2 separate regions of the Homo sapiens genome follow, and region 1 is linked to region 2. The links are chromatin loops, found by intact Hi-C in ENCODE. Cell type or tissue: endothelial cell of umbilical vein. All regions are shown on one strand. Links, peaks and the distances in the headings refer to the core of each region. The heading gives the core; the rest is flanking DNA.

Region 1 (15,721 bases), core at 3,617-11,616, 76 kb before region 2:
CAACGGTACAATGCTGAAAGGGTCTGACCTTCCTGCAACACCGAGGGACTCAGGTTTGGTCAGGATACCTGACACTCATTGCATTTCTCTCCTTGCCTTCCTTCTCCTTCACAGATAAACACACTCCTCAAACACAAAGTGCTGCCCTCAGTACAGAAATATTAAATCATTTAAATAGATATAAATGATTGCTTTTTACATTTCTCTTGCCTCTTTTTTTTTTTTTTTTCCAGTTACCATCAAGCTGAAACCCTTACTTGGAACTATTAATGCTTTTAATTAAAAAATAAAATTAGTTTTTCAAAATGACAAATGTGAATGGAGATTGTTAATAGCTGGAAAGAGAAAAACTAAACAAATGAGGAGGTCTGTGTGCTATCTTATGTTTTATAGTCTATCTTTTTGATAGAAACCAATTTATTGGAATTCAGAAGTTTGAGGATTACTTCTGAAGTGCAAGATTAATGTACATAAAGGTAAATTGTAGATAAATTGAAGTAATTATCTCCTGTGTACATAATGTGTTAAAAGGTTGAAGAGTTAGTTGGAGGCAAGAGAACTATCAAGAGGATTTTCTGCCATTTATAAATTGATGTTCTATGTTAGATTTATCTACTGTGAAGTGGGGCTTTGACTGGTTATCCATATTATTTTTTAATTTAGTATATCATGGTGGCATGGAGAGGGGAAGAAAAATGTGTACTATTAATGAATTTCTATAAATATAAAAGTAATAACCTAAGTGCTTTAAAAAAAAATACTCTTTTTAATGAGAAGCAGCTATTCAGGAAGATTTTCATGCTGTCTCCACAGCTAATAAATATAAAATAATTGCAATAATATTCTCCGAGCATTTAGATTGCACTTTGCAAAGTGTGGAAAGTTTACATATTTGTCATAATATTGGAAAAAGGAGTATTCAAGTATTTCAGTGGTTTTGTTTCCAAATGTGATAACTGTCTACTAAATGAAATTAAGATACTTTTGTCCAAGGTAAATATTTTAATGGCATACCCAAAATTAGGACTGAAATTTTGAAGTATTTGTTTTAGCTCTTCACCTGTTTTACTCATATCACTGCACTTTTCAGTAACCCCTAGACATCATACATCTTTGTTTGAATCATTTCTCTTCCTATTTTCTCCACCATTTCAAATGGTGTCATGTCACTGGGAGCTAATGCCCACTATCAGCTGAGCACATTCAGCTTCTGTCTACATTACCACTCGGCTTCAGTTCCAATTTCCTGGTATTCCTCATTCAGATCAGACCTCTTAGATGGTGTGCTATGAGAACTGACAGCCCCCCATCCTGCTCTGCTTGCCCAGGGCCTAGTCACACACACTCCACTGTGCCAAGCGTGGCCACCCCCACACACCTTTCTGTTCAGGATTTTGTATAACTTTTAATTGACATTTATGTCTGACATTGTAGATGTACTTCTCATTGTAGAACATTTATCTACATAGGAATAGTTGAAAACTGCTTTTCACTTAACTATTACATGGATTAATGTTACTTAACAATGACAGGTTTCCCTGCTGAAACTCAAGTGGGCAGATAGTTTCTTGTTTCTAACCATTCTCCATCTAACATTGCAACCCACCACTCAGCACTATTCTCACTAATTGCTTGAGTATACAGCAAATCCATTTGAAATGATAGAGAGAGGGTTAAGTCCTGAGTACAGTATAAACTGTAGTAGAGCCCAGTATAAGGCATTTTTTTTTCTATATATGAAACAATCTTTTAACAGGGTTTATCAGCGACTTAATTTCTATACATATCTTTCCTCTAAATTCACCCCAGCTACACAAGTATAAATTTACCCAATTGTTTCTAATATAATGGCATTCTATATATATCTTTCCCTCTGAAAGCACAGAACAAAGTTCTGTTGTTTTGCCAGGTTCCTGGCCTTCTTTTATAAATTCTTAGTAAAATTTCTTTCATTGTGGTGAGAAAAAAATATATTCTATCAATTATTTTAAAAAGCAATAATTCATTATAGTTGATCATAAATGTCAGGAAGCAAAGACCCAGCTGAAGCATTTTTGTCACTAATCATGCTGTTTTTCTTCTAATTAGTTAATTTACATTTTGCAAATTAAGGGTAAAATTCAGACAGAAGACAACATCATAGCTTTAACTGACCCATATTTGTATCTGCCAAATTTAAGTTAATTAGAAATGTAGACGCTGTTTATCTGTCAGAAAAGCTCATCTTTTTTCTTAAAAAAAAAAAAAAAAGAAAAAAGTAGACACACTTTTTCCCCCTCAGCATTTATCATCTAAATAATAGTCTTGCCAAGATGGCAGCCTCATAATAAACTCTTTTCAGTGGAGTGATGGGTAATGAAGCTTGCTTGTGAAGGCAGCGAAAAATGTTGTCTGGCCAAATGCATGAATATGATGGCTAGAGAATCAGTGGACTTTCTCAGTCATCAATCTTTTTAGTAGCCTCTTATACATCTGAATATTTTGATAGATGATCTAATAATTGAGTTATCTATCTTTCTAAATATCAGAGTTGCATAAAAATTATTCTCACATGCTACTGAATATTAAATATATTAGGCATCCAGTAAATTTTTCATAAAAGGGCCAAAAGGTGAAACATTGTTGTTATTCTATAAATATCTTTTAATATATTGAGTGTTGAGCCCTCTGACATATCCAGCTCTTAACTCTCTCTGTGAGAAGTAGGTATATATTTTAAAAAGAGAACATACCTATTATAAGTAGGACACGTAATACTTTGGCCGGTAAAAAGTAGACCCTGGTACATGTGTAGATACAACTCAGTATTGTAAAATGGAATACACTTGTTGGTCTAACACCAGCCACACATTTAATATGACACAAATTTTCCATACAAGAAGCACAGATTATATGCATGCTAAGAATTACTGTATGGCTTTGGTGTCTCCATGATTTTGAGAGGAAGATGATCCTACCAAAAGGAAAAACAAAGCTCCCAAGTATTCTTATGATACACAGGTAGTTCTTTCCCCTCATATGGCTTTGTATGTGGAGGGAGGAATTGTTTTTGTTTTTTTGTTTTTTGTCATGCATCACTCTATTAAAAGCTTATCAACAAGTATGCTTCACTGGAATTGAAAAAGTGACAAGGAAAATTGGCAGGAAACAGATGACTTAGAAGTGGGCTTCTCCCACCCCCCTACCATTCACAGTTCTTCAAGGTGACCTTACAGTGATGACTTCCCAGTAACCAACATTAAAATAGTTCTGCCCTGGAAGAGCAGACATTTGTTTGTGGGTCTGACGGGTTACCAATCCTCTGCATCTTGAAAGGCACTCAAATGAGCAGGGCCTTGTAAATTGGATTTCTATTAGCCAGCCCTGATGATAGCTCTTCATCAGAGGAATGGGAGGAAGTGCTATCGATAGCTCCACCTCTAAATATCTTTGCTTGTTTTTCTTCCTTTTTTTTTTTTTTTTTAAATGCCACGCTTATTTTTGGTCTCTCTCATCCAAAATGGTAATGAATGCTAAAATTACCAGAAATAATTGCCTTTGAGGTTTTAAATAAGCCTTAAAATGTGAAAAAAATTTTTTTTTCTTCTTACGACGAAGTGTTGCTCTGTCACCAGACTGGAGTGCAGTGGCACAATCTCGGCTCACTGCAACCTGCACCTCCCAGGTACAAGCAATTCCCCTGCCTCAGCCTCCCGAGTAGCTGGGACTATAGACGCGTGCCACCACGTTCAGCTAATTTTTTCTATTTTAGTAGAGACGGGGTTTCACCATGTTAGCCAGGATGATCTCAGTCTCCTGACCTCAGGTGATCCTCCTGCCTCAGCCTCCCAAAGTGCTCAGATAACAGGCGTGAGCCACCACGCCTAGCCAAACAATTATTTTTTAATGGTTTTCAACTGGAAAAGCATTTGGAATGAAAATCAGCAACACAATGGCCAGAAACAAAAATGGCAAAAATGTCTTAAACCTTGTTTTCTATTTAATTCCTAACAATGATTTCATCTTACGGTTGTGCTATTTATAAAATTTGAGATGATAGACTTTTTTCTCTTTATTTTTCTGGATTGAAAATAATAATTCAGGACAGTACCAATTGTGGAAATATCTCTGTGGGTTACACTGAGGAACTAGTACTTTCTAGTAGGTGGATCTTTTCTTGGTTTCGAGACTCTCCATAATTTGGTTGGAAAAAAATGATATTTTATTGTAAGAGCTATCACTGAGAATTTTAAATTCTTAGATATCTATTTAAAATTATACATTTAAAACCATTTGAAATGTCCATATTGGGGAGGTTTTAGGGGAGGGAATAGTCTTTTCTTAATCAAAGTAGCAAACATCTGTGTTCTTTCTAGCCTGTCTTTTGATTAGCATGGCCTCATCCATCACTGGTCTTTGATATGAACACCAAGAAGTCGTGTCCTTTTGTTTTAAATGATAAATATGCCTTTGTCATGAATACTCATAGGCAACCCAGGATTTACATCTGAATTGTCAAAGTGTAACTGCCCAGCTCCTGTGATGAGTGACATTATTAGTGAAATAAAGAAGTTTTTAATTTGTCATGGATAGGCCTTAATGAGACTATGTGGGTTGTGGTGCTAGAAAAAGTTGTCCTTCCCCCACTATTTTTCTAAGATTTGTCATTTATCAACAAGAGGCAATCTGCCGCAGGAGGTTCTCTGTGAACATTTTTACTTTAGTGCCATTAGTCTGTCTCTAGGTTTCATTATTTAGGCTAGATGACTGGTAGTACTTATCAAAACTAATGCTATCTGAAGTACCCAGGCTCCTGTTGGTCAAACAACCAGCATCATGATTTGTTCTGTCAAGTTATTATTATCAAAGACAGTGTTTTTTTAAACTTTAGCTTTATTTCAAGGTCTATGTCAATTATATTTTCTAAATACATTTCTTTGACATCTTTGTTCCCACTAACCCACATCTACTCACATGTATTTATGTATGTGCTATTTATATAAATACATTGACCTATTCATATCTACCTATACAATTTCATGTTAATCATCAAAACCCTCAGGGTGTCCAATTTAACTGTTGTATTTGACTCTTCAACTAAGAAATTAGGACCATTAAAATTAAAAATATTGTGAAGTCTTGATCTTCACTTGTCTGCAATTTAATAGATTACAGCTTTCATATATTTGCTTTATTTGTTCCTACACTATTAATAGACAAATAGTTTGATAATTTTAAAGTGTCTTGTGATAAATGTTTCATGTTGGTAATAAGTGGTTTATTCTAATTTTATGTATACAGAGTATCCTGTGAAGATTTGGTATTTTAACAAGTAACTTTTAACAGAAATTGCATTACCTTCTACATGATTTGTCTTTATAATTTCAATACAACTGTTTTAAAAGTAGGCAGAGTAAGAGTGTTCAATCTCTTTTTCAACTGAATTGACCGGTGAATTAACCAAAACAACCTTTAATTTAGCATGTTGGGAATTTACATGAAAGTTAAGCTATATATTTTAGTTTGATTTAGCATCTCTCCATAAAAATCATTAAAATGGTTCAATCAGTATAAAAGCCTCACTTAAATTATATTGTATTTCAGGTCATATCCCTCACCCCACAAATGTATTAATCTTTGATTTTCAGTTTTGATTGTTTCAAAACTAAACTTTAGCACTCATTTTTTGAACAATATTTCTTGAGTGCCAAAAATATATATTTTAAGGCAAAAAAATACATGATTAACCCTTATTATCAGGCTTGCTCATCGAATTCTTTTTTCTAATTTTTAGTATTTCCTAAATCACCTGTTTCATAGAAAATGAAGTCTTGTTCATATTTGTTTCCCAAAAGAAAACAAACGCCTGGCAACTCTAAAGCCCAACCCCTTACATTAATGGAGATTTTTGTACTGTAATGTAAGTGTCTGAGTTTTTGAGACCCTAAGGCTTTCACCCAACTTAAAGACAATGATGCCAGTGAGCTTCTGTCCAGAGTTAATCAGCTGCAGAATTTGTAAACTGCACATGTGTCAAAGTTGAAAATGTTAGCACTCTAATAGAAGCTTGAAAAGGTTAGATCTGATAAAAGCCATCAGCAGTTAAAGAAAGTGATTTATGGGAATGTAATGACACAAAATGCCTCATTTATCACTCATATATAGATAGGTTAAGCTTCCTGTGTCATACTTTTAAAAACTTGACCACTTCGAATTGTCAAAATAGGTACTTAATTGCCCTTCATCCTTTTCATTTTGAATTTATTTCATTTGAAATTGGTAATTTCATCTACGATTACTTTACTGTCATTCACTTCATATGGTTCCATTTAAAGTCATTCATATTTAAGATTTTCAAAAACTGCATCACCGATCTTTTTGAAGTTTTATTAGCTAAAGCTGTTGCAAAGAAAGATTAAGCCAGTCTTATATATGCTAATTTACACTTTTATGTAACACAAATACCATGGAGATATGTTCAAGTTTCATTTTCTCTTTCCTAACACTTGTAATTTTCATCAGCATTTTCTAATCCTCTGAATATTCTATATATCTCTCTTAAAAAGTGCACCACAAGATGTTAAAAGACAGAGCCATCAATTGGTTTACCATCCTAATAACTCAACTTAATATTTAAGCTCCACACAAATTAAATTTAATGAAAACCTGCCTGTCTGGCTAAATGATCCCTAAAAATGGGGGCAAAAGCCAAAGTTAAGAGACATGCCAAATTGTATTTCTTTCCCAGGATTATTAAAAAACAATTCTCAATTATTTCTTATACATTCTAAGGAAGATATTTATAAACTTGGGATTTCTAAACATTTATTGGCTTATTTGATGTCATTTAGTTTATGCATAAATATCTTAATGCTATTAAATAAAAACTATTTTACAAACTTCGTTACGTCACAGTAGTATTGTAAAACACAAAATTTTATGAATGATTATCACAGTTTTAGACTCCTTAATGTGACAGGTAGACTTGCTGAAGGGCTTCATGGAGATCTTTCAGAACATGAAGTAGGCAGAAATGTCCCAGGACTTCCTTTGCCCCTCTATAGCCAAAAAATAAATTTGAGAAGTTTGGCAGGTTTCACTTTGTCAGCCCAATGCTGCACTTTCTTCAACAGTGACGTTCCAAATTCAATTGAAAAAGAAGTCAGAACAGTTTCTTCAACAAGACAAAGGCACAAAAAAAATTTACAGGGAAAGGGAGGAACTGTACTAGGAAAAAAACTTAAGAGACATCCTAACCAAATGCAGTTGATCCTGTTTGTTGCACCTTGATTCCATCAGACTACAAAAAAAAAATCACATTTTTTAGATAGTCATTGAAAGTTGAATATGAATTATTGTGAATTCTTAACACCTAGAAATTATTAATTTTCTTAGGCATGACAATGCCATTGTGGCATTATGTATGAAATTGTGTCAAAAAATGTCCTTTCTTTGAAAAAGAGATACATACAAAAATATGTAAGGGTAGATTGAGTTGGTGTCTGAGATTTCCTCTAAATATTTCAATAAAATAAATATATAAGTTCATAGGGAAAGAAAGATTTAAAGAGGGATATAGAATCTGGAAGATGGATATCTGAGGTGAGGGATCTCTCTGCTTTGTATACATTGAAATTGTTTGCAAAAAATAAAAAAAGTCAGGGGAATTATCTAAAAGTACCATTTTAAATATAAAATTATAACATCCTATATTTTCTAGTATTTTCTTATCACCAGTATAAGTTTTTAAGTCATAAGATATAACCTAAACCTTTTTTAATCTCCAAAGTTTATTCAAAAAATCATCTAATTGGCCACTACCAAATCCATTTACAATATTTTAACCCAGTAGCAAACCCAGTATTTTTTAAATAAAGAAAATGGGTAAGAAATTCTGAACATTTATTCAAAATATGACAGAAACTTATTAGCATACTTCTTTGTGCTCTGAAAAGTGTTTAATTCCTAAATAGTAGCACAAATCATTTTTTTGTTTAAAATGATTGTTGATGTATAACTTCAGCCTTATGTTTCTGGCAAATGAATTAGAGAGTTTATAAATCTTATATTTTAAGCTTTGTTTTTTATCACTGTTTACAAAAGCATTTTCTTGAGTTACAGATATAATTTCCCAACTTAAGGACTATTAAACTAAATGTATTTCTAGATGCATCTTTGTTCAGACATTTTATATACATATATACATTTAAATTAAAATCTTGATTTTTTTGTATGATTTTTAAAACCTGCATTTACTTGGCACTTTAAGCACATATGCAGTATTTTCATCTTTAAGCAACAACAAGAAAACCTGAAAATCTGAGACTCTCAGAATATACATTGATTTGGAGAAAATGTGTTCTTAATATGAATTTATCATTTACTCAACTTATATTAAAGGTTAGTTAGCCAAATGTATTGTATTTTTTTTTCCTTTTTGTGAATCGTGTACATACATTAAGACAATACAAGAAGAACCATTTCAGCTTAACCTTCCAGAGATTAATCATTTAGTTTGAAGGAGTTCTGTTGTTATTTTTTAAATCTGTGATTAGAAAAAATCATGTGTTTATATAATCATGGGCATCAAAATTGTCTCAATCTATGAATCTTAGCAGTTTGCTCTTGTAACAACTATGAGGAAATGTATTAGAATGCCTTAATTACAGAGCAAGAAAAAGAGAAGGCACAGTCTTTTCGCATATGATCTTTCAATTGTTCAGCAAAGGATAAAGAAGGCATTCAAGCGTGGTTTCAAGAACTGTCAGCAATAAGAAAATGCAAGGTACTTTGTAGGGCCTTCAAGACCTTTCTGGAAAATAGATTTAATTAAAAAGTAAAATAGACTTTTCAAAGAAATCTTAAAAATGTTATAAAACTTCATGTTAATATATTAATAGGGGTATTGTCTTCTTATCCTAGATGAGAAAAAGTCATCCATGAAGCTATTATATTTGATTCATACAACAGTGGAGCTTATAAATATTTTTCTTTAGGTTTGATTTAAGAGTGAGAATTATAATGCATTGAAGTATATAACAGTGTTAAAAGGCCTACTCTTTTTGATTCACAGATGGTGATTCAATCTCACCCGTAAAGTAGGAACATCTATAGTAGTCTTCCCCCTCCTAAAAGGAGTCCTTTTACCCAAATTAAAGTTTAAAATGATCAGAAATATCAGTGCATATGCTGTTTGTTTTAATTAACATGTTCATGTACACTTTGTTCATCCTTAGAACAATACTAATACTATGTAGTCGGGTATAAGAATTCCAGAGGTACTTTATTCCTTCCCTAGTTACTTTAACTTTTATAATTTTTTTTTTTAAAAAAAGCTCATTTATTTTCCACTGAGTTCAGTCCTAAAGCTTAATTAACAGTATATCTCCAAGCTGAATTACAGCAGAGAAGGTTAACCTGACTCTGTGCTAAGTAGCTGTTTATAAATAACCCAAGTTTGTTCTTCTAGAGCTTCAGAGCTTACATCGTCACCTCAGCCTGCCTAGCCTGTCTCAGGGTTTGGAGAGCCAGTCTGCTCTCATCCAAGCACACACACATCAGTATTTACTGGCTATTACCAGACACCAAATATATTCATGTTTAAATTGTCTTTGTTTTAGGACACTTCATTCAAAAACAAATCAATCTCAGAAGGTTGTGTTTTTAAGTAATTACTCTTTCATTGAGAATCTGTTTCTGGGCCAGTGTTGCTATTTTTCCAACTAGTCAATGATCAATGTATTCACTGTTCAATGTAAATAAATAAATAAGGATTAATTTGGCAGTGTACTTAAAGGCCTTATTAAAATCTCCTGTGTCTAGACTTCCATTTAAAATGACACTAGTGAACACTAGATACATAGTACAGGGACTTGTTTCCAGTTTAGCTCACACAGGGATGTAGCCACTAAAAATGTCTGCTCTATATTTCCATTAACTTGAGTTTCTCAGTTTAAATTATTATTCTGCAAAAGATACTGCAAACTACTTTGTTCCTAAATAGTCATTCAGTGGATTGAATAATACTTGAAGATTTGTTGCATTTTGACTGTAGGAAAAATAATGCCTCTGTGTGATAATGAGTATATGATTTGCATGTGTGTTGTATAATTTACAATATACATATGCATTCATCATGTTATTCTTTCAATATGATGAATTACGTCAGTTTATTGCATATGTCTGCATGTACCTCATCTCTTAATTAAAGCATTAATCACTAAAATTACCAGAAATACATAGTTTTAGTGTAAAATTTAATGTTGATCTTTGCATAGTAATACACATATTATTTCTAATTGGTAGACTATACTAAGACATTTTAAGTAAGGATTTCCCTATTATCATTCTATCATATCAGTTATTTTAAATATGCTTATCTTAATATATACTTACACTTTTTAACCATTTTAAATCATTTTTATTTGAGATTAATTTCCTAAATCACTAAAATTACCAAAGACATACATATGTGCATATATATGCATATTATGTGATCAACTTTAAAATTTAAAAACTGTATATAGTCTTATTGCACTTTTAAAATTTAAAGTTGATCTTTGCATTATTCATACACATTATTTCTAATTGGTAGACTGTAAGATAAGTGAAGATTCTATATTATGCTTTTATCATATCAAATTTATATATGTGATCTTAATATATACTTGCTACACACTTTAATAATTGTGTTGTTTAATAATTTTTTTCCACTTGGGATTAATTATATTTGAGTTTAATTTCCCAGCACTTAATATTAATTCATTTGCAAGTAATAAACATTTGCTAATCATGCAGTTCAATCCTTTAAAAGTCCACAGCTGCAGAACAGAATTAAAAATTGTAATGCTTAGAGGGAACTATTTGGGAAAAAAGTTACTATCTGGTCATAGGATTTAGTTGCTAAGAGTTTGGTGTTAAGAAGGAGGCACATGTAGCATCCTCCCCATTAGTTCATTTAACTTTTCTAAGAAAACAATTTTATTTGGTTACTCCTAAACAGTTTCTATAACTGTCCCCATTATCTACCTTCTTAGCCCAAGACCTTGCTCCAAGGCTTCTCTGAGAAGGTAGAGAACTCCCACATAGAACTGCTTTAAATCACCCCCATTTCTCTCTCTGTTTTTGCTTATTCTCTCCACTTGTCTCAAATGAAGGTGGCTTCTTATTACACTTCTTCCTTTCCTCAGTTTTCCCTCTTCCCTAGAATTGCATGGTTTGCCCTGTGCTTTGAAAATCTCCCTTGATTTACACTCTACAGCTACTGACTTACTCTCCTCTTCCCATTGTTGTCCAGTACCTTGATATTCTTTCATGCTGGTGGCCTCTACTCCCCAACCCACTTAATGGAAGAACTTGACATTCTCCCATGTTTGTTTCAAAGCCACATAGGCATGTGTCTACGAGATGCTGCTTTGATAATGAGTTGGTTATACTCCTGCATCCTACTCAATTGCATAAACATTCTCTAATTCCTAATGGAAAGGCTGAAGAACCTTAAGCCTACTCACTTGGACCTGCTGTTGATGAGTGCCTGGGATGCTGAGTTATTTCAGGGCTCTGCTGTTAATGTTCTAGCAGTATTACCCATCCAGATCTCTTTAAAATCTTGGTAAATAATGGCTGTCCATTGCCTGCAGAGGAAAGTCAGGCCTCTTGTCTTGAAGTACGTTTAAGGTCTTCCACAGTCTGACCTCCTCCTTTCCAGCCATATCCCAAGATGTTACTCCATACACTTCCCTACTTCTAGCCAAACAAATATGCCTCACACCCTTTTTAATCATTTAAAAATGCTTCACACTGGCCGGGCACAGTGGCTCATGTCTGTAATCCCAGCACTTTGGGAGGCTGAGGCGAGCGGATCACCTGAGGTCAGGAGTTCAAGACCAGCCTGGCCAACGTGGTGAAACCCCATCTCTACTAAAAAATACAAAAATTAGCCAGGCGTGGTGGCACACGCCTGTAATCCCAGCTACTTGGGAGGCTGAGGCAGAAGAATTGCTTGAACCCAGGAGGCAGAGGTTGCAGTGAGCTGAGATTGCACCACTGCACTCCAGCCTAGGCAACAGAGTGAGACCCGGTCTCAAAAAAAAAAAAAACAAAAATTGCTTCACACTGCCCTTTTGCATGCCTTTGCTCCTGCAGGTTCCAATACCTGGGTCGTTCCTATTTTTGCCTTTTATATCTGACCTCCCCTTCTGCTAAATTATTCAAATGAAGTGATTCATCTAGAATCTAGACTATAGGTAACAAATATTGCATTTGAGGCTAAAGTTATGTTAGGAGCATTTGGAAAATATTAACTAATCTGCATGTTGCCAGAGTGTGCCACCGTAATGTGACATGATAAAGAACTAGACCAGGAGGTTTCATTTGTGTGTGCCATTGCTGTGACAGGGACTACATGGAGTACTACCTCAAGAATTATGAGGCTTTTGTGGACAGCTGACTTCTGCTAGCTCCCTTTTCTCTGTCTCTCATATCCTGTCTCACTAATAGTCTGGGTCAATTAGTTACTGTCTAGCTAGTTACTGTCCAGTTAATGACTCTTCATCCTTATTAAGCAGTTATGGGATCAGATCACTGTACCGGCTGCTTATGAGTCAGAGGACAATCACTTAATCAGTTGGTTGTATCCCAAGAATGTAAAGTAATTTAACCCAAATAAGAATACTCATATACAGGGAAATGCCTGGAGCTGCTTTTTGTTTAGAAAAGACATCTGGGTGTGGGAGGTACATAGGGTGTCCTAGATTGTCACATAAACTCATACTTATTAATAAAGATAATATTGTTCAAGACTATATTTATGACCAAAATCACCAGGTCAGAACTCACCTTTACTTGACCTGTCCACAACATTTGACAAAGCTTACCGATGACTCCTTGAAACTTGACTTTATTTGGTTTATAGAGTACCACACCTTTTGGTTTTCTCCCAATCTTCGTAACCATTCCTTCTCAATCTCCATTCATGCTTCCTTCTCTTCTAACTGTTCTCTTTATGTTGGAGTGTCCCAGAGCTCAACATTTCATCCTCTTCTCTATTTTTTTGGCTTGGCGATTTCATCTAGTTTTATACCATCTGCGTGCTAATACTTCCGAAAGCTATGGGTCTATACTGAACCTCTCCCTGAACTTCAGGACCCATATATCCAGTTGCCCATTCAACACCTCTGCTTGAATATATGGCAGATATCTCAAATTCAGCGTAGCCATATCTGAATTCCAGATGTCCTTAAATGTTTTTCCCATCTCAGTTTTGACAATTCTGTCTTTCCATTTGCTTAGATGAACTACCTTGGAATCATTCTTGTTTCTCTGCCTCATATGCCACTTCTTGCAGTGGTTCCCTATGACCCAGAGTAAGAGCCAAAATCAGCCTTCATGGCCCTAGATCGTTCTGCCCCAGTTATTGTTCTGACCTCATCTCCTACCACACACTCCCCGCTTACCCACTCTGCAACAGCCATTCTGGCCTCTTTGCTCTTCCTCAAACTTGTCAAGTACGTTGCTGCCCCAGGCCTTTTGTGCTGACTCCCTGTTACATGAAGCACTGTCCTGAGGTACATACGTAGCTCACTGTCCAAAGTCAGACACATCACCACCTTCTCAGACCTAATCTGACCCCCCCAACAGCCTACAGCTTTCTTTTTTGTTCCATGTTTCTCCATAATCCTTACCTCCTAAAATGATCTATAATATCCCTCTGTTTTGTTTGCCCCACTAGGATAAAAGTTTCACAAGGACAGGGATTTTTGTCTGTTTTGTTTACCCCTGTATCACTAGGATTAAAGTAATAAGAGCCTATTATGTGCCAGGCACTGAATGGTTTATTTTGAATAGGCATAATGTATTTTTAAAATGTAAATATCATGTACCAATGTTAATAGCACAAACTGCTAATGTTACAACATTTGATGTTCCCAAAGTTTCTGAGACTTGGAAGGAATGTTACAAATCTAATATATATGCCATGGAAAATAAACAATCATCAGTCTTTGAGTTTTGCGGTTTGAAGAAAACAAGGCTGGGTGCAGTGGCTCATGCCTATAATCCCAACACTTTGGGAGGCCAAGGTGGGAAGCTGAATTGCAGCCAGGGATTTGAGACTAGCTGGGCAACATAGCAAGACCCTGTTTCAACAACAACAAAAAACAAAAACAAATTTAAAAAGCCAGACATAGTGGCATGTGCCTGTAGTTCCAGCTAGTTGGGAGACTGAGGTGGAAAGATCCCTTAAGCCCAGGAGTTTGAGCATACAGTGAACAGTGATGGTAACCCTGTACTGAAGCCTAGGCAATAGAGTGAAAGCCTGTCTCTAAATGCAAAACAAAACAAAACAAAACAAAACAAAACAAAAAACAAAGAAAAGACAGGCTGTCTCCTCTCTCCCTCGCTTTGGTTTTACTGGGAAGCCCACTGCAATTTCTGAGAGAAATAATACCAACTTAAAGAAAAATTATTGGTATTGTTTTATATGTTATCAGTATGTTTGGAGATCGTGTTACAATATACTTATAAAGCCATTTATAGGAAATGCACACTGTGACACGTATTTTAACCATTACTGGCAAGTATCAAACTTCAAAATTAATTATGCAAATATTCCAAATGTTAGCAAGTTTAAAGTAAAGCATGAGATGATGTCTTGGATCCAACTGAAAATAAGTATGTATTCTCCTATTACCATTTTGATTACTGAAAATTATACAAAAACCATGTTATTGAATTTAAAAGATCCACAGTGTTGGCCATCTCTGCACATATCACATCCAAAAAATTTGAAAAATTAGTATTCTGAATGAAATATACAAAGTTTTATTCTTTTTTTAAACTCTGATTGAATATGTATCTAAAATGTCATATTTACTACAGGAATCCACATTGCTTAGCAAAAACAACAAATTTATTTTGTACTGGAAAAGGGCTTGCCCGAAAGTTTCACTGAATATGGTTTGTTGAAAATGCTCTCCAAACAAAAGTTGGGGGGTTGAATAATTTTGGAAAATGTTGCCTACTACATTAGAATATTAACGGCTCTGAGAAATTCTGTGTCAAGGAAACATGTTTTCATTGTTTAAGCCTACATTTCTTAAACTTATTTGATGAAGGACCTCTTTTTTGCATCTAATACCTGTGTCCCCTTTGGAATGCCCTCTTGGACTCTCTTGTGTGGACGATAATCACATCAGTGGTGGGATATGAGTGAGGTAGATGTGGGGGGTGGGGAGTACCACTTTTAAGCTACGTAAGAGGAGATAGTAAATATACTTAGGCATCCTAACTAACCATACCTGTCATAACTGAAAAGCCCAAATGACATCACCTTAGATCCGAGATTATGCAGGGACCAGACAGATAACAGAAAGGAGTGGAAACTGTGGTGATACCGAGAGATGGTAGCACTTCTACGTGAAACAGCCCTGCTCAGCTCATCTCATGTGGCTATGGAGATATAATGGGCCCACTATGGTCAAATCTCGTAATTCTTCAAATCATGCTGAATATCAAAATTTTTATGGGCTGGGCGCAGTGGCTCACGCCTGTAATCCCAGCACTTTGGGAGGCTGAGGCAGGTGGATCACCCGAGGTCGGGAGTTCGAGACCAGCCTGACCAACACGGAGAAACCCCATCTCCCGTAAAAATACAAAAATCAGCCGGGCATGGTGGTGCATGCCTGTAATCCCGGTTATTCTGGAGGCTGAGGCAGGAGAATCGCTTGAACCCAGGAGGCGGAGG
Region 2 (15,721 bases), core at 5,202-13,201:
ACAACAGGCTAGAAAGATTATAAATATAGCATCTATCTATATCCAATATAGAACAAAGCAAAGTAGAAATTAACTACTTTTTCAGGTAATTTAACATGGATGTGAAAATATCAAGGTATATAATCACCATGGAGAATTTCAGAGTGTTGTGGTTGTATATTTATATACATTTAAATTTTTGTTCAAAATAACATTTTCTTTGTGGCATAAAGGCCCAAAGTGAATCAGTATTTATCATATGCTTTTACTTTTTTATTTTCAAAATTATAGAAAGTTGTTTCAAAGAGATAAAGTTGCACTTTTCATAGCCAACATGCATAGATTGAGTGAGAATACTCATAACTAGGTTCTCTTTCTTTGGTCATTTCAGTCTGCAAATACAGACCTGGCAAGGTAAGAAAAAGTAGATGAAACAACCAAGTTATCATATTTTAACTTCATTTCTACGAAAAAAGAATATTTGTATTGTATATTAAATTGACCATAGTGCCAGAACTTTATGATGTTATATTACATGATCACTAATCTATTATTATTGTACACGTATTTACACACAGGCATAAGTATACACATACTTTGCATATAAACATGTGCAAGCATATTTCACTTGGACTGAAAGGTTATTTACAACTCTGTCTGGATATACATACAACAGTGATTAACAAGTGCATAACCAATCTACAACACGTAGATTAAAACTAAATAAACAGTGTAAGAGTTTATTTTAAAACAATTACAAGATGTTTTATGTTTCTCCTTCATCGTGAACTATGTGTTTGAAAACGCACTCTTCATAAAAACCACATGCAAGTCTTTTTTTGATGGTGAAACAATCGACTTCCAACAGCCACATGTCTGCACACATCCTCAGAAGATAGCACAGACCCCACACAGCAACTCATAATAAGAGAAAAAGAAATATATATATGATTATGATTATACATATGTGTGTGTGTGTGTATATATGTGTGTGTGTGTGTGTGTGTGTGTGTGTGTATATATATATATATATATATATATATATATATATGATTCTCTGCTGTTCTTGTTTTAGAGAAGGAGTTTATTTCCCTATGATTGAAATAAAAAATTTGGGCTAGGAATGAAGGTTTCTGTATGTTTTTATTGTTTGATGAAGACCCTCATGAACAAGAAACTTAAAATTATCAGATCATTCCGTAGTCTACTTGTCATTCTTCAATTGAGAATTGTTTGTTTCATTGACTAGATGCAGATTTATATTGTAGGACTCTACTGCACTGAGAATCCTTGTTTATGCAATTATGGTAATTCAGCTCATTGGGAAGAAAAGTATTAGGTCAATTTCAGCAGTTTCCGTGATTACAGGTAGAGAGACAAATTATGTAATAGTACATAAATCCCACACCTTTCACCGTCTTATTACCAAAAGAGATGTAAAAGCATACTAGTTTAAAAAATATATGTAGTGGTTTTCTCATAGAGCTGAAAACATGGGTAAGCCAAGTTAATGGCACAAACATAAGATGCATCTGTATACTAGAGGTATTTTAGGAGCAAAACTGGGGCCTTTGGGGCATACTGTATCACCCTGTTTAACAAGTTCTGAACCTTCTTTTCTGGGAAAACAAATCTCTACCTCATACGTTCACTTAGACCCGTTGCTTCCCTCAGTTTTCCTCATAACTTATTCCAGCTGTTTATTTCCATTTATATGAACAAGCTGTGGCAGTGTTCTGGATTTACTCCTCTTCCCTCATGTTTAGATTCTGCCCCATAACTTCTGAACCCCTTCACAGCGTGAGACATTTCTCTTCTCTGAACTTTATGTAGTGATTCTGTAATTCTCATTCCCTAGCTTACTTCCACCTGTTTGTCAAAGGTTTAAAATATGCTCCCTCAAAAGTAATTATTTTCATTTCTTTTGCCAGAATTATGGGTTGCTTTTCCATCTACTTCCTAAATGTGGTGATACTTAAATTGAAATAAGTAGCCAGATAAACTTTTTAGCGTGAAACTATTGACATCAAACTTAGAGTTATTCCCTGTGTAGATAGGTGGATCCCAACTCATATACTGGGGTTTTGATCAGTTGCCTTGCTTCTGGACCCCTGCTTGCCTATCACCTATCCAGGTGTAGTAAATATTTTTCAGAGTCAAATGACTGTTATAGAATGCTATATAAACACAAGGTATAATGAGACAGTAAAGCATAGTAGTTACAAGGGTAAGCCATAGAGCCAGGCGGCTTGGGTTCGAAACCTGGCCCTTTTTGGGCCCCAGTTTCTTCATCTGTAAAATGAGGATAGTCATAGTGCCCTCCTCATAGGGTGGCAGTGAGTACCAAATTAGTCTGTACATGTAAAAGTTCTTGAAACACTGCCTGCTCAGTAAATATTAGTTACCTCTTTGTTGTTGATTATTGAGATCTTATATTATTTTATATGTACTTAGCATCTTTATAGACATAATGATTGGTCAAGGGCTCCCTGAAATCTGTGGAGATCTAGAAGCTCAGCTGGCTTCAGGAAACCAACGAGGGGTTATTGGGGTTAATTTAGCAAGATGATATCTAATAGTATGATTCGAAACCTCTAAATTCCTTCATCTGCCTTTCTTTTCAACAGTCTCTGAAGAGGATGCCTTGAGGAAAAGTATAACAATAGGAAGTTAATAATCTTCTCCATTCTCCATAAGTAAAGATGCCTCATCCTAGTAATTCCTGAATTATAGGATAGTGTTAGAGGCGTGGCAAGGAAAGGGGAGTATTTAGTTTTATACTTTAAAAAAAAAGAGTAAGCAAGTTCTTCCTGAATTTGGGGAGCCAAATTTTCTGTCTGAACCACTGAGTTTCTCAGAGAGTTACAGGAAACCTTGAACAGAAAGATACTTATATCATATTCTGTCCAACATTCGCAATCTGGAATCCTCAGGGCTTATCTGAGGATAGCTAGATTTTTCTCCAAAACTAAGAATTTACTCACTGAAGTACCATTTTTAAAACATTCTTGGTGATAATCTTTTAAAAATACATTAACAGCTTTCACTGCCTTTTTTAAAACTGAACAAAATGTAAGCAGCATTTGTGTTTCCTGCACTGTCCTCAACACCTGTTGAGATCGACAAAGCCTGCTAGCCCCAACACCAAACAGCCAGGGACTCTCACAGTTGGGGCATTTTTATGTCTCTCTTCACTGCTTGCCAGCAGGAATTCACCTTGACTGACAAAGTGTTCTCCCTGTAACCAACTCCTTCAAATATGCAGCTTCAGGAACCCAATAACCAAGTTTACCAAAACAATAGAACTGGAGAAAATATGGAGAATTCTTTATTTTATGTAACCTTAGCATCCTAGATATGCAGCAAGGAGGAGTATTGCTGTATAGTGCAAGTTAGGAGCTAAGAAGCTCAGTTGGTATACCTGGCACTGATCCTCGGCATCAGAAAGTGACAGAGAACAGTGGGGACTGTGGCAGTCCCGCGAACCTAGGTTATATCTGAAGGGGGCAGCTGTTACTTATCTTCAGTTGCTTGTTGCCAGATTGATTAGTTTCTCAAAAAAAGCTAAATATGCAGGATTTTGTGTAAACATTCCCAATTTGTATGCATTGGTTCAATTTTTTAAAATTAATGAAAGCCCAGCCTTGATTTAACAGATCTACTGATGTCACTATTTTGCAAGGCCGCTCACTCCATGTTTTTGAAAGTTTCAGTTATACAAAAAATTTTATTTGTGTGGAATCAAAATCTAATTCTTGGCTACTTTCAAGCATTGTCCTAAGTCTGCACTTGAGAGCTACAGCACGAATCAAATCCTTCCTCCATAAGAGCACTCTCAAAATCAGAACATGATGAGTGTGTTAGTGAACCTTGACTGTTCATTTCTAAATCAGACATACTCTTATTCTAACCATTCCTCAAATATCCTAGGATTCTCCTTTGGTTGACTTTCAAACTGGAGACATGCCCTTAAAATATGACACCAGAACTCTCCAAAATGCCCTAGGTGTGGCTTAACCATTGCAAAGGACATTGACTCTCTTTTTCTGGTTAAAGTCTAACATTCTATCACCCTGTTTAGTAAACCGATCACTACCTCATAGTGAGTGCATCACAAACTGCCTTGGTTCTAAAACTGGTTCCTCCACTTTTTAGCTGTGAGACCTTAGGCAATCTACTTAATTGTTCTATGCCTTGGTTTTTTTACTTGTAGAACAGGGATAATAATTGTACCAACCTCATGGAGTTGGCATACAAATTAAGTGGTTCGATATATATAAAGTGCTTCTATATATATTAAAGTGCTTAGAACAGTGTTGGGCACATAGTAAGTGGGGTGAAAGTGTTAATAATGAACATTGTTGTAACTATATTATTTTCACTATAACCTGTAAGTATGCCACTAGTGTGCTCACTCTGGTCATTAATAAAATTGCCATGCCGAGGCAATGGCTGACCCCTGCCTGCACCCCTGTCTCTAGACTCGCACTGATTCAATAACCAATGCAAAGCTGTCTGATCATCTTAGTGCTAACCCTGTATTGCCCATCTTGTCCTTGAGGGTATCTTTCATGTACCAGGCACTGTGTTAGGCATGGAGGTCATGAATACAAATAAAACCTGGTCTTTACCCTCAACAGGGTCCCAATATAACAGACAAATGGTGAAACAGAGGGATACTCACTAGGAAACAGGTATGCACAGAAGGGCCAGCTTTAGTTCCATCGTCTCTGATTGAATTTCTCTAAATACCCTAAAATGAAATGAAACCAGAGAATCACTTTTTTTTTTTTTTTTTTTTCAGAGTCTTGCTCTGTCACCCAGGCTGGAGTGCAGTAGTGCAGTCTCAGCTCACTGCAACCTCCGTCTCCTGGGTTCAAGAGATTCTCCCACCACAGCCTCTAGAGTAGCTAGGACTACAGGCGAGCACCACCACGCCTGGCTAATTTTTTTATATCTTTAGTGGAGACGGGGTTTCACCATGTTGGCCAGGCTGGTCTCAAACTCCTGACCTCAAGTGATTGGCCTGCCTCAGCCTCCCAAAGTGCTGGGATTACAGGTGTGAGTCACTGTCCCCAGCCGAGAAACACATTTTGAACATATTTATAAGGGGTCATTACTTATGAAAAACCTCATCTTTCTTGCCTTCATGGTCTGTGATGGCTCTTGGCTTTCACCTCCCATTTTTTCAAGGCGTATTTGTTGTTTTTGCTAATTTGGTGATATTTTATTTGCAAGCAAAATTACTTATTCAAACGTCATTCACATTCTAGTCGCTGCTTCCCAGGAGTCTTTAAAATCCATTGGGGGTCTTGGATCTTATTACTTGACCATGAGTATAGCAACCATAAAATTATAGTCAACTTTAAAAAGTGTTTCCAGAATCAATTCAGATGTCCGTGGACACCCATTCCTGAGGGTCTCCCAGCTGGCAGGGAGGGCTGCAATCTCAGTAGCAGACCAACCTCTGCTGTGCATATCTCCTCAGACCCAAGGACTCTCTTTTCTTTTCAATGTTGTTAACAAAGTCTCTTTGATTTTTATTGGTCACAAAGGTTGTATTTGCCTTCCCAGTGATCTCATTTTTGTCTAGTGGTGCCACAGTAAATAAGAATAGGCATCAAAAAGAGGAAATGGTTCAACCCAAAAGTCTGCATTTGACCTAAATAAAAATTTTCTAGGGTCCTATTTTACACCTCTTCTACCATTTTTGATTGCTTGATATTTCAAATTAGCAACCAAAACTTCCCCTCCTGTTACTTCAGATAACCCAGAAATTGATTATATAAAGTTGCTTAATGTGGTCAGCCTCTTCATAAACAGGTAGGTTGCTGAAAGATTATCTCGTCAGCATCTGATAATCTCTGGATCCTGAGCTGTTGAAGAAGGCTCAGAAATGCACTAAAGTAGGTGCTGGGAATAAGGCCAGATCTTGTTCTGCCATTAAATTTCCAAACTTGTCACCCTCTAAAGTCCTTACTGCTTTTGTCACCCAAAGACCACATAATTTGAAAGCGTATCAATCTCTATTTACAAAGGGACATTGTGTTTCCTCATTCTTAATTAATTAGAGACATATTGTCAATCAGAGGTTTTGAGCTACATTGACAGAGGTAATGTTACCTAACCTAAACATAGTTCCATAAGAAACACAAAACTTAGGTAGACAGTAGAGTCTTATTAATGAATCCTACTCAAAATGTTCATAGATCTGTGTTGGTATCTTTAGGGAATCCTGGTTGTGAACCACTGCATGAAATGTTCAGGTTCACAATCTTGCAAAACCTTTTTGAGTTGCAGGAATATCTGTTGCCTCACAAGTGAAACAAGTCCATTTTCTTGAGCACTGAGGTGTTCCCCAGCCTGGCTTTTCTGCCTAGAAAATGCCATTTTCGTAAAGAGCTGTCATGCTTCGTGTCCTTTGGCTTATGATTTAGCTGTTCAAAGAAAGTGCAGGCTGCTCTCACTTGCTCAGTGCTGGTGATATGTGTTTTTGTTTATTAAATCTTTAAAATACTGGGCTTGTTTTTTATGACCTCCATATATTCTTTTGTTCTTCTCTGTGACTTGTTAGATCACAGTTTTTTTCTTCCTTTGTGAAAATATTAGCACCTTTCTGAAGAACATCATGGTCTCCAGAATGGCTGTATAATAAAATGGAAGAATGTGTTGAGCTTAATGTTAGATCTGTCAAGGCCGTGACTCAGGGGTGCTTCACTGATGGGAAGGTTTGTGGCTTCTCAGACATGGTCCACAGAATCACAAATCTTTCTGTTCTTGCCAGACTTGTTTTGACAAATCTGAGATCATTTGACACTAATCATAGAGCTCTTTGTAAAATAAAGGTACCAATGGTTTATGTTCCAATTACAGACAAGTGTTTGTGATTAAAAGTTACTAAGAAACCCTCGGTTAAATGGAAGCAAGTTCTTCTGCAGGTGTGAGCTTCGTCTTGTATGCATTTGAGCCTGGGGACCCACACACCTGTGCACAGGTAGCCTAATTCTACTGACCCCAAAGGAATCTCTTCTTTGGGGATGCTGAGGAAGAAGAGAACATCTGCAGCTGATAAATCTCAGTGGGCCTGGTGCTCCAAGGCTTCTAATTATACCCAGTTCCTACATCTTCTAGAACAAGATCAAGTGATGAGCTGCCATCTCATGGTTCTGTACCTGCACAGAGGGGAATCCCAAAGTTTTAAATAATCTTGAATACAACTTGGCTACCCCACTAATGTGGATCCCCAAATAAACCAGGCCGTGACATCCAATTGAACTTGTCCCTGTGCATACAGTATCTCGCAGCCCATCCTGTATTGTTAGTTTTGGCAAGTACACTACAGCATATAATAAATCATGGAAGGCAAAAGCTTTTTGGCCTAGCATGGTTCAGCCTGCTGTAATGTTAGAATACAGAAAGCAGTTCTGTTTTTAGACATGCTTTTACTAACCCAACATTCATAATTTATTATTTCACTGTAAAATTCCTGCAACACTACACCAAAAGTAGTGCTGCCCTTTAATTAAGTGCCCTCGGTAGGAAAAACGTGAAACTGATGTGCAAAACATCTCTCTGTGTGCAGTGATTGATAGTGATTACATCTTTATGAACCCAGCCTAAAGGTCTCAACTTCCTGATGGGTGAAGTAGTCCATAGGGCCACTTCCTGAGTCTGCCTGGCGGGGATCAGTCACTGCTAACAAAATTGCAGATAATTCAGAGGGCACAACTTAGAAATGCTGAGGTTTTATTAAGCCCGTAGCGATCTATACTTTGTCACAAGCCTATATGACCTTATTCCTCATTTCCGTAAGCACCAATGACCAAACTTTATGCTGTGTCCACACTTAAAGAAGTTGTAATGCAGAGAGTAAAGGGACCCAGTGTGTCATATGGATGACAGGAGGTACTTCCAGCCCAATGGGTGCATAAGTAGAACAGTATAGCCAGAAGAGGACCATAAGTTGTTGCATTTTTTTAAATTCTGTTTTCAAACATTCTTTTATTTTTCTTAGTTGCTATTAGGCAAGTTTAATTTTTTAAATAGTACCATTAAATGTTAGACTTAAATCCCAAGGCTGGCATTCCCCAGCTCATTCCTGTTTGCACTGTGAATCTGTCCTCCATCAGCTAGGTAGTCACATCAGCCCAAGCTCATAACACCTTACTGAAAGGTAAGATTCAGAGTTTCCATATCTGAAATACTTCAGGTTTCTGGAAAGAAAGGGAACACATCCATCCGAGAAGGTAGTATGTGTGTTATGTGAACTCTTTGGTATAAGTTTGGCTATTTTCAGTCACAATGGTAGCAACCAAAACAAAAATTTTGTGCAGTCCTGTCATTTAATCATCTTATCAGTGCCCCAAGGTGACTTTTTTCAAGAGCTCTGTTGATACCATGTGTGTGTGTTATTTTCTGGTGTTTTTACAGATTTGGGCCAGGCTTAGTCATCTATTGGTATGGATTTATCCAGGAGCTGGACTGCAACCGGGAAAGGGGCATCCTGCTCAAAGCCTGTTTCCCCACGAACATTGTCACCTTATGCCACAGCATAGCTTGACCCTGAAGATCCTGGAAGAGAAGCTGGGAGGAAAAGGTGAATCCGGAAGCAATTTTACTTTCCTGCACTGTAAGATCCTGGCAACATCTGCCCTGAACTTCAGCTGAACTCTTGCTGCCCGTAGTCACACCACTACCTCTTTAGACAAACATATCAAGAGTTTCTGTTTTCCTTCATCCCTTGCTGATGTGAACAGCCAAGAACTACAGACACAACCCACTCATTATCAGCATTTCTGTCTCTGTCAAACAATTAGTTTATAGATAGTCATAATCTTTCTTTCTTCCGGATGGTTTATCCTTGTATGCTGAACAAAAGAAAAAATGTGAAGACTGAAAGGTGTGATTTTTCAATTCTCCTCCCAGTTACCGAATCACCCTCTTATTTTTTTTTCCCTAAGCCTCCGTTCACTGTCTCTCCCTCTCCCTTTCTCTTCATGTGCACTCACAGAGACCCAGCATTGCATTACCATCGTGGAATAATCTAGCGCAAACCTAGGAAAGCTGAAGCCACAAAGTCCAAAGCCACCTTTGTACTCACCTGCAGAGCTCCAGAAGACCTTGATGGCAGCCTGCCTATGCTGTGTGTTTGCTATATTCAATCTTTACGGCTTCCTGACTTCTGTGACAGTAAGCCAAGTGCAAAAATACACTTGATGAGAATTTCCTCTTTTAATAATGTTATTTGAACACCACATATTTTAGATTTATCTTATTTGAAAGTATTAGTTCCATTGTGCCTGGAAACCACACTCCTTTAGATTGGGGGCCGAGAGGCGACAACCCAACATTGAGGAGAGTTTATTTTTAAACATGGCTAGTTGTCAGTATGTACGTGAGCTAGTATTTTTATGAGTCGAGTTTTTTAAAGGCACATTCTGTATACTGCTTAGTATATGCATTTTATACCATGTAATTATAAAACACTCGAGTAAGTTCAGCATTAGAAATGTTTAGCTTTGTATGAACTGAGTGTGCCAGAAATAAACCTGGAGCAATTTTTAAATAAGCAAAATAAAGGAGATTTTTCTATTTGTTCACTTTAATTTATTCACTTTTGTGTACTTTTATGTACTGCAAATCAGATTTCAGTCTAAAGCGAAACATCAGTAAGTTAATAATAAACCTATCTTTTGGGAAGTTGAATATTAATCTGTACCCAAAACGTATTTAGTAAAATATTTGCCCCCGCCACCCTGCCATGCTGACATAACAACTTTTATAATGTTGAATAGATGATATGGGAAATACTAATAACAACAATGTAATTTTTGCAGACAGCTTTAACTTATATACATTGCTTGATTTTTTTCAAAAGACTAAATATGTCATTTATACTTTGTTTATTTTCTACCAAAGAAGGTTTGTAAAAATATGCCTGCTGCTTTTCCTTTTGAAGGACACAAACCTGGTCCCAACATGTGTGGATTTTAACTCTGAGTGGGGTGCATTAAATCAAAAGAGAGAGGCAGAAGATGAAATGCTAAAGAAGGGTCAGGCAAACTTCTGTTTCAGTATAAAATTCATCATGCAGGCTTCTGAGTGAAATAGAATGATTTGAAACCACTACTGTATTGCCTGGATACACACACACACACACACACACACTTTATACAAAAATGTTAAAAGCAGGTTTCCTGGCATGTTCTAAACTGTTTTTTCTTTAGGAATAAATTACATTTATCTGCACAGATGTTGAAAATCCTGTTAAACCCTTGTCAAGGATTTGTTTATTTTACATTAAACAAATTTATTATGATGAACGTGAACAAATAAATTAAAAAATAAAAAAGGTACTTGCGTTTTGTATTTATTCTTTTACCTGCTGCCCTGACATAATGTGTTGTGAGAAGGTATTGGTGTTCCTAGCAAAGGCACTACCTCCTCTTTATGAATGAGGCTTTAAAATCTGGCCCTTAAAAGTGAGAAAGAACCCAACAGTAAACTGTACACACTACAATAAGGTTACAAATTAGTCAAAAGTAAGTTTTTCACACATAAAAACTAATGTGATAATTATACTACTTTTGAATTGGAGCTGTATGGGAGAGAAGAGAGTAATGTTCCCAACTGGAAGCTTAAAGTCTCCTTGGTTTGTTTCTTTTTCTGTTAAAAATACTTGTCTGTGTTCCATCTCTATGCATTGTCTGCTTGCTGGTTTTTTTAGTTTAGACAATATAAACATCAGCCCCAGAAAGTAGACACGGAATGACAACTTATTTTTATTGCTGTCATCATTAGAACATTAACATTAAAGCCAAATCTTGTTTTATGGTGCATTCTGCACACTATGCTAATGAATTATGCAAAGCCAGAAAGCAGGAGCGTGTGTAAAACGTAAAACTGAATGACGTTCTCCCTGGCATATGCAGACTTGCCAAGCATCTGCCCTCACAAACACATAGGCGACCATTTGAAGTCTGGAAACAGATCAACTCAAAGCAAAGCTGATCCGGTACTGATCTGTAAGGCGACTGCATAGACTCCTTCCCACCTCACATCTGTACCCCCTCAAAAAAGAAACAAACCATAAACAGTTGCATATCCTCTTTTTTTCTTTTGCCTTCTAGTGAAGCATACGTCAGCTCTTTACAACACTCCTAAAATCTAAAATAAAAGGGAAGTCTCAGGGGTCTAAAGTAGAACGCTGGACCTCCAGGGGAAATAATTTTCTTGTAACTGTAGGTGTGTGTACCTGTTCATTATCTGCAAGGCTTGATTCCCCCTGGAAAAGATGATAAATTGTTGGTCTTGAGGGGGTGCATTAACTCACTCAGGCCGCCAGGGGACTGCTTAGAGCCCTGATGAGGTAATCTACCTAAATGGTCCCTGGTGGGCCACACTAATTAATGCTGAAGTGAACAGTTAATTCACTTGCTTCTCACTGGGGAGCTACACCCATTGCTTTCTTTTCTCTTTGGAACCAAGATGCCTTAGATGTCTCCTCTTTTTAACTGTTCCCATCTAGAGACCTGGTATCTCAATTGCAATAAATCCTTACTGCTTCCATATGCTTTCTCACTTCACTTTTCACTTTTTCCATGTCATCTTCCCCTGCGTTGGCCTTTGCCAGTTTCCCTCCACATGGACATGTACCCTGCATTTTCTCATTACTCTTGGGCTCTTTTTCTCTCTAAAAGATCAGGATCCCAGGACCAAAATATGTCCTGATGCATACACCTGGTTGGGGAGTGGGGAGCAATTGGCCTAACCTCTTTGGGGAGAAACACAACTTAAGCACCCTCCACATGCCCAAATACTCAAGTGCATATGTGGCACCAGAAGGATCGTAAAACTTTTAACTAAGATAATAAGATTTTACAGGGTTAAATATGGCTTGAAGTTCATGCCTTCAGTAAATGATTTGGCAAAAGGAGCAAAAAGAGAAAAAAAAAGTAAGGTTATATAGCTACTTTCAGCCTGAGTGGTGGTGTTCAGCTGATTAAAATAGCAAAATGTCTGTATGATTTAGCGAATCACTCCTAGCTCATTCATCTTGGGGGTAGCTTGCCATTTTCATGTGATCTGATGGGAGCAAGTTGTCTCAAAGTATAACTATTTTGTGACAAGATGAGAGGAGAAAATCTCAATAGGCACATTCTTGATTAGGGTTAAGGAACAAAGCAAGCTTAACTTGAGAGGAAACTAAAAGGCAAACAATAGAAGTTTGCCTGCAATGTCACCATTTATGGGAAGCGTCTATCTGAACCTGTCTGTGTAAAGTCACTCGTGGGTTATGGAAGGGTCATGTGTTTGGATCATTTAATCTTGTTACTCTAAACTAACCTTCCTACATTTAGTAAACATGATCTGAACCTGTTTTATTAAGAACATGCTTGGATTCCAAAGATTAAATAAGGAAGATGGAATTATGAATTAAATAATAACCTGAACAACTTGGGTTCGCCTTCTGTTTTTCACTTTCCTGCTATTGTTTTGAATATGGCTGTGAGACAAAGAGCTGCTTAGGTCAAGCGCTATAAATTACAGTTTTCATACAATAGTAATCCACTAAAATGATTTCAAAGCCTGATCAAAGTACTTCAAAAAGACTTTTAAAACATTTCCACAGTACAGGGGAAGGGAAATGCTCATTTGGTGCCTTAATTTGTTTCACTTAGTATAGCAAAGTTCGATCTGGGTGTCATACTCACTTTATATAAAATCCAACTCATTGTTTAAATAAATCCAACTTGTTCTTGTTGTTTAATGTATAGGTAAAGGAGATTTAAGTTTTCATCTCCTTAACAAGAACAGCTGAATATTTGGAGTCACTTGTAAGGAAAAGATAATATAGGAACATTTTAAAATAAGCATACCTTGATAGTATTTAATTGTGATACTCGAGGTATTCGTTAAAACTGTCTAACTCCCTGCAATTAGGATAAAGTGGTGAGGATCTCAGTGGATTTATTTGGCATCTTAATAATAATCATGGCAACAGATATATTTATTTTTTCATCCCTTTTCCCTCATCACTTGGATTTATCCTAAGCTGTCTCATTTTATAGGCAAGGATAATGGGAAGTACACTAGTGATAGCAAAGCTAAGCAAATTCTAGGCTCAACCATATATAAAGATACTGTGGGCTGCAGCAACAATGTCAGGCTCAACTAAAGACTCATGGTATTATGTCAGGGTAATTTTTACTTTTTAAAAGGAAGGTCATATTGAAATGCTGACATGAAATATAACCAAGTCAATTAAGTAATAACAATTGAAGTTCAGAGTTTAATTGAGGGCTGAACATGAATCCAATGACCATTAACCTAAAGTGGTCATTAATTCCCCTGGAAACTGCCTTGGTTAAAGGTATTTCTACAATAACTAGCACTTTTTTTTTCAAAAAAAAAAAAAAAAAACCCTTGTCATTTTAACATTAAACACTAATTCAGAAATAACATTCAGGAATAACAATTCAGTGGATCTATAGTAAACCTTCTGTATTTTACATTTTTAATTGAATTTCTTCTATAGGACAAATCAAAATTTAGATAAAAAGATAAAACCACCTCTGCAGGAAACCATAGTTTTGTTAAGTAAACAAAGTTATAAGCACCCTTTATTTGATTGCTTTTGTTTTATCTCAGTTGTGATTTCTGTACTTGTTTAATGCAAGATTTCCGACTAGACTGTAAGCTCCATGAAAGTAGAAACTACACTAACTTTGTTCACTTTAGTCCCTAATGCCTAACAGAATTCTGGTGCAGACAGAGCAGGTATTCAATAAATGTTAAATGAGTAAATGAATGACACGGTTTTATTAAATATGTTATCACTCGCATTAGCAAATAATTAGAACCTTTATCTTTCTCATTTTCTTCATCTGAAAAATGAGTGTATTTACCAAAAATCAGAGAAAATCATCATGTGTTGATGTTAAAGAATTAATTAATTTAGAAACTCCCCAAAATGTGAAATAAATCAAATTCATCAACAAGAGTGTTTTAGGATGCACACTTAGTTTTAAGGGGGGAATTTACATAACTTTTTGTTGCATTTGCCTTAAAGTTAATCTTAATACATTATTGTTTATGCACTGTTGCTAAATGAGAATATTAAAAATCTTTATTTCTCTTTTAAAAGAAATGGCTTATCTTTATATTTCCATTAAAAAAAAAAAACTTTCTCCTCAAATCACGGCAGGGTCCCAAATCAACTGTGTTTCACAAGCAGATTTTGGAATATTCAATGGAGTTATTAGATTAACTGCAAATGATACTTTTAATTGCTCCCTTTTATAATGCTGAGTTGATGGCAAAGTGCTTCCTGGCCATAGAAGTGTTGGCTGGCTCAAGAGAGAAGGGTTATTTGGTCATTTGCCAATAGGATCTGACCTTTGGAGAGATACTGCCCATGAACCGCTCAGTGGGTGTTTCCTTGTTACTCATTAATTCAGAGTATATTATTATTTGAAAGCCAAACGCATTTGGCATATTTCCTCATAATTTGGAAACTTGTAGCACAAAAGGAACTGGAACTTCCACATTTCTTCTTTTTCTGCCAGTTTCCCAGGACTTAATTTGTTGGGGCTCTTTACTTTGTTATTCCTTCCATGAGCTTCTGGACAGAACAGACCCCCAGTACAGATATCACTAAGACCAGGTCTTTGGTTGCAGGTGATAATTCTGTCTTATATTTCCAGCATTAAAACTATTTAAGACACAGATATTTATTGAGTCCCTAATGTGTATTAGAAGTATGTGAGGTGCTGTGGGGAATTTTTTTAATGCAACAAAAGATCCTCTTCTTGAAGAAAAATAAATCATTACCTCTTCAAAATGAAAACAACACAAAATATTTGGAAATTTTAGAAAAGCAAATCACATGAAGGAAAGAGGGAAATCTATGAGGTTTTTAATAAGATATTTTAACCCTAGACTATGGACAGCAAGTAGCTTTCTATTTGCTTATGGTGGCTGCATTCACTGCTATTAAGCAATTCCAAGGCCAAGTTCAGCTTAGCAGCTAAGGCTTTGATCTAGTTCTTAGAGTAGGCAGTGATCACAGGGATGCCACATATTTTCCATTCCTGCTCTGGGCCATTCATGTTCAGTGCAAGTATAAATAAATTCTAAGCATTTGAAACAGAATTCATACCTGTTCATCGGCCTAAGTAATAAAACAAGCAATAACTTGTTCTGATAGTTCTATAACATCAAGCAAAGTGTCTGTCCATGGCTAAGGTCTGTCTAGTAATACAGATAAGCTAAATATGTCATTGAAATCATAGAAATATGATTTTAAGCCTCAAGATAAACACTAGATGGGCGCAGATAATTATTATTTTCAGTAAATGTCTACAAGTTCAATTATATTATTAATGAAAAACGTTAGGCCTGTATATTTTGGCCCTGCACAAAGACCTTGAAATTCGCAGATTATATTAGTAAATTTTACACATTTCTAGCTTTGGAGATTTTTTTTCTTTTTTTTTTTTTTCTTTTTTTTGCGGGGTTGGGGTGGTTTTTTTTTTTCTCCCACTCAAACCAGGCTAGGAATTCAAGGTGAGTTAAACACTCTGCCTCCTTTATCTTTCATGGCCTTTATATCATCTGGGTATCAATTTTCTGCTTAGTACAGTGCATTTTTATAAGGTAGTGATTGTATATAATAGTGGTTTGAAAATATGTTCCCAAAAAGAAGTGTAAAATATTTTCAAGGACAGAGAAGATTGTATGC

The links. Hi-C counts contacts between places; a loop is a spot of excess contacts. Peaks named below come from ENCODE experiments on the same cell type or tissue, not always from the same donor. Only the 100,000 strongest peaks of a DNase experiment are listed, where the experiment ranks them.
Region 1: it touches region 2 in a loop (2.1-fold over the local background); 4 of 110 quality-filtered maps call a loop at or near these places.

What each region holds. Positions count from the first base shown.
Region 1 is chr15:36,725,105-36,740,825 of GRCh38, forward strand. All of the region lies in intron 10 of CDIN1 (CDAN1 interacting nuclease 1), which reads left to right. Among named protein-coding and RNA genes, the nearest start is that of CDIN1, 150 kb to the left of the region's middle. In endothelial cell of umbilical vein, for the core only: no CTCF peak of the experiment used is centred there; no DNase peak of the experiment used is centred there.
Region 2 is chr15:36,799,915-36,815,635 of GRCh38, forward strand. CDIN1 (CDAN1 interacting nuclease 1) reads left to right here. Exons shown (of 11, transcript NM_001321759.2): 11 at 8,410-10,330. The coding sequence ends at 8,539. It also overlaps the pseudogene CSNK1A1P1. Among named protein-coding and RNA genes, the nearest start is that of MIR8063, 170 kb to the right of the region's middle. In endothelial cell of umbilical vein, for the core only: no CTCF peak of the experiment used is centred there; DNase peaks (open chromatin) are centred at 8,637 and 12,387; H3K27ac peaks cover 775 bases.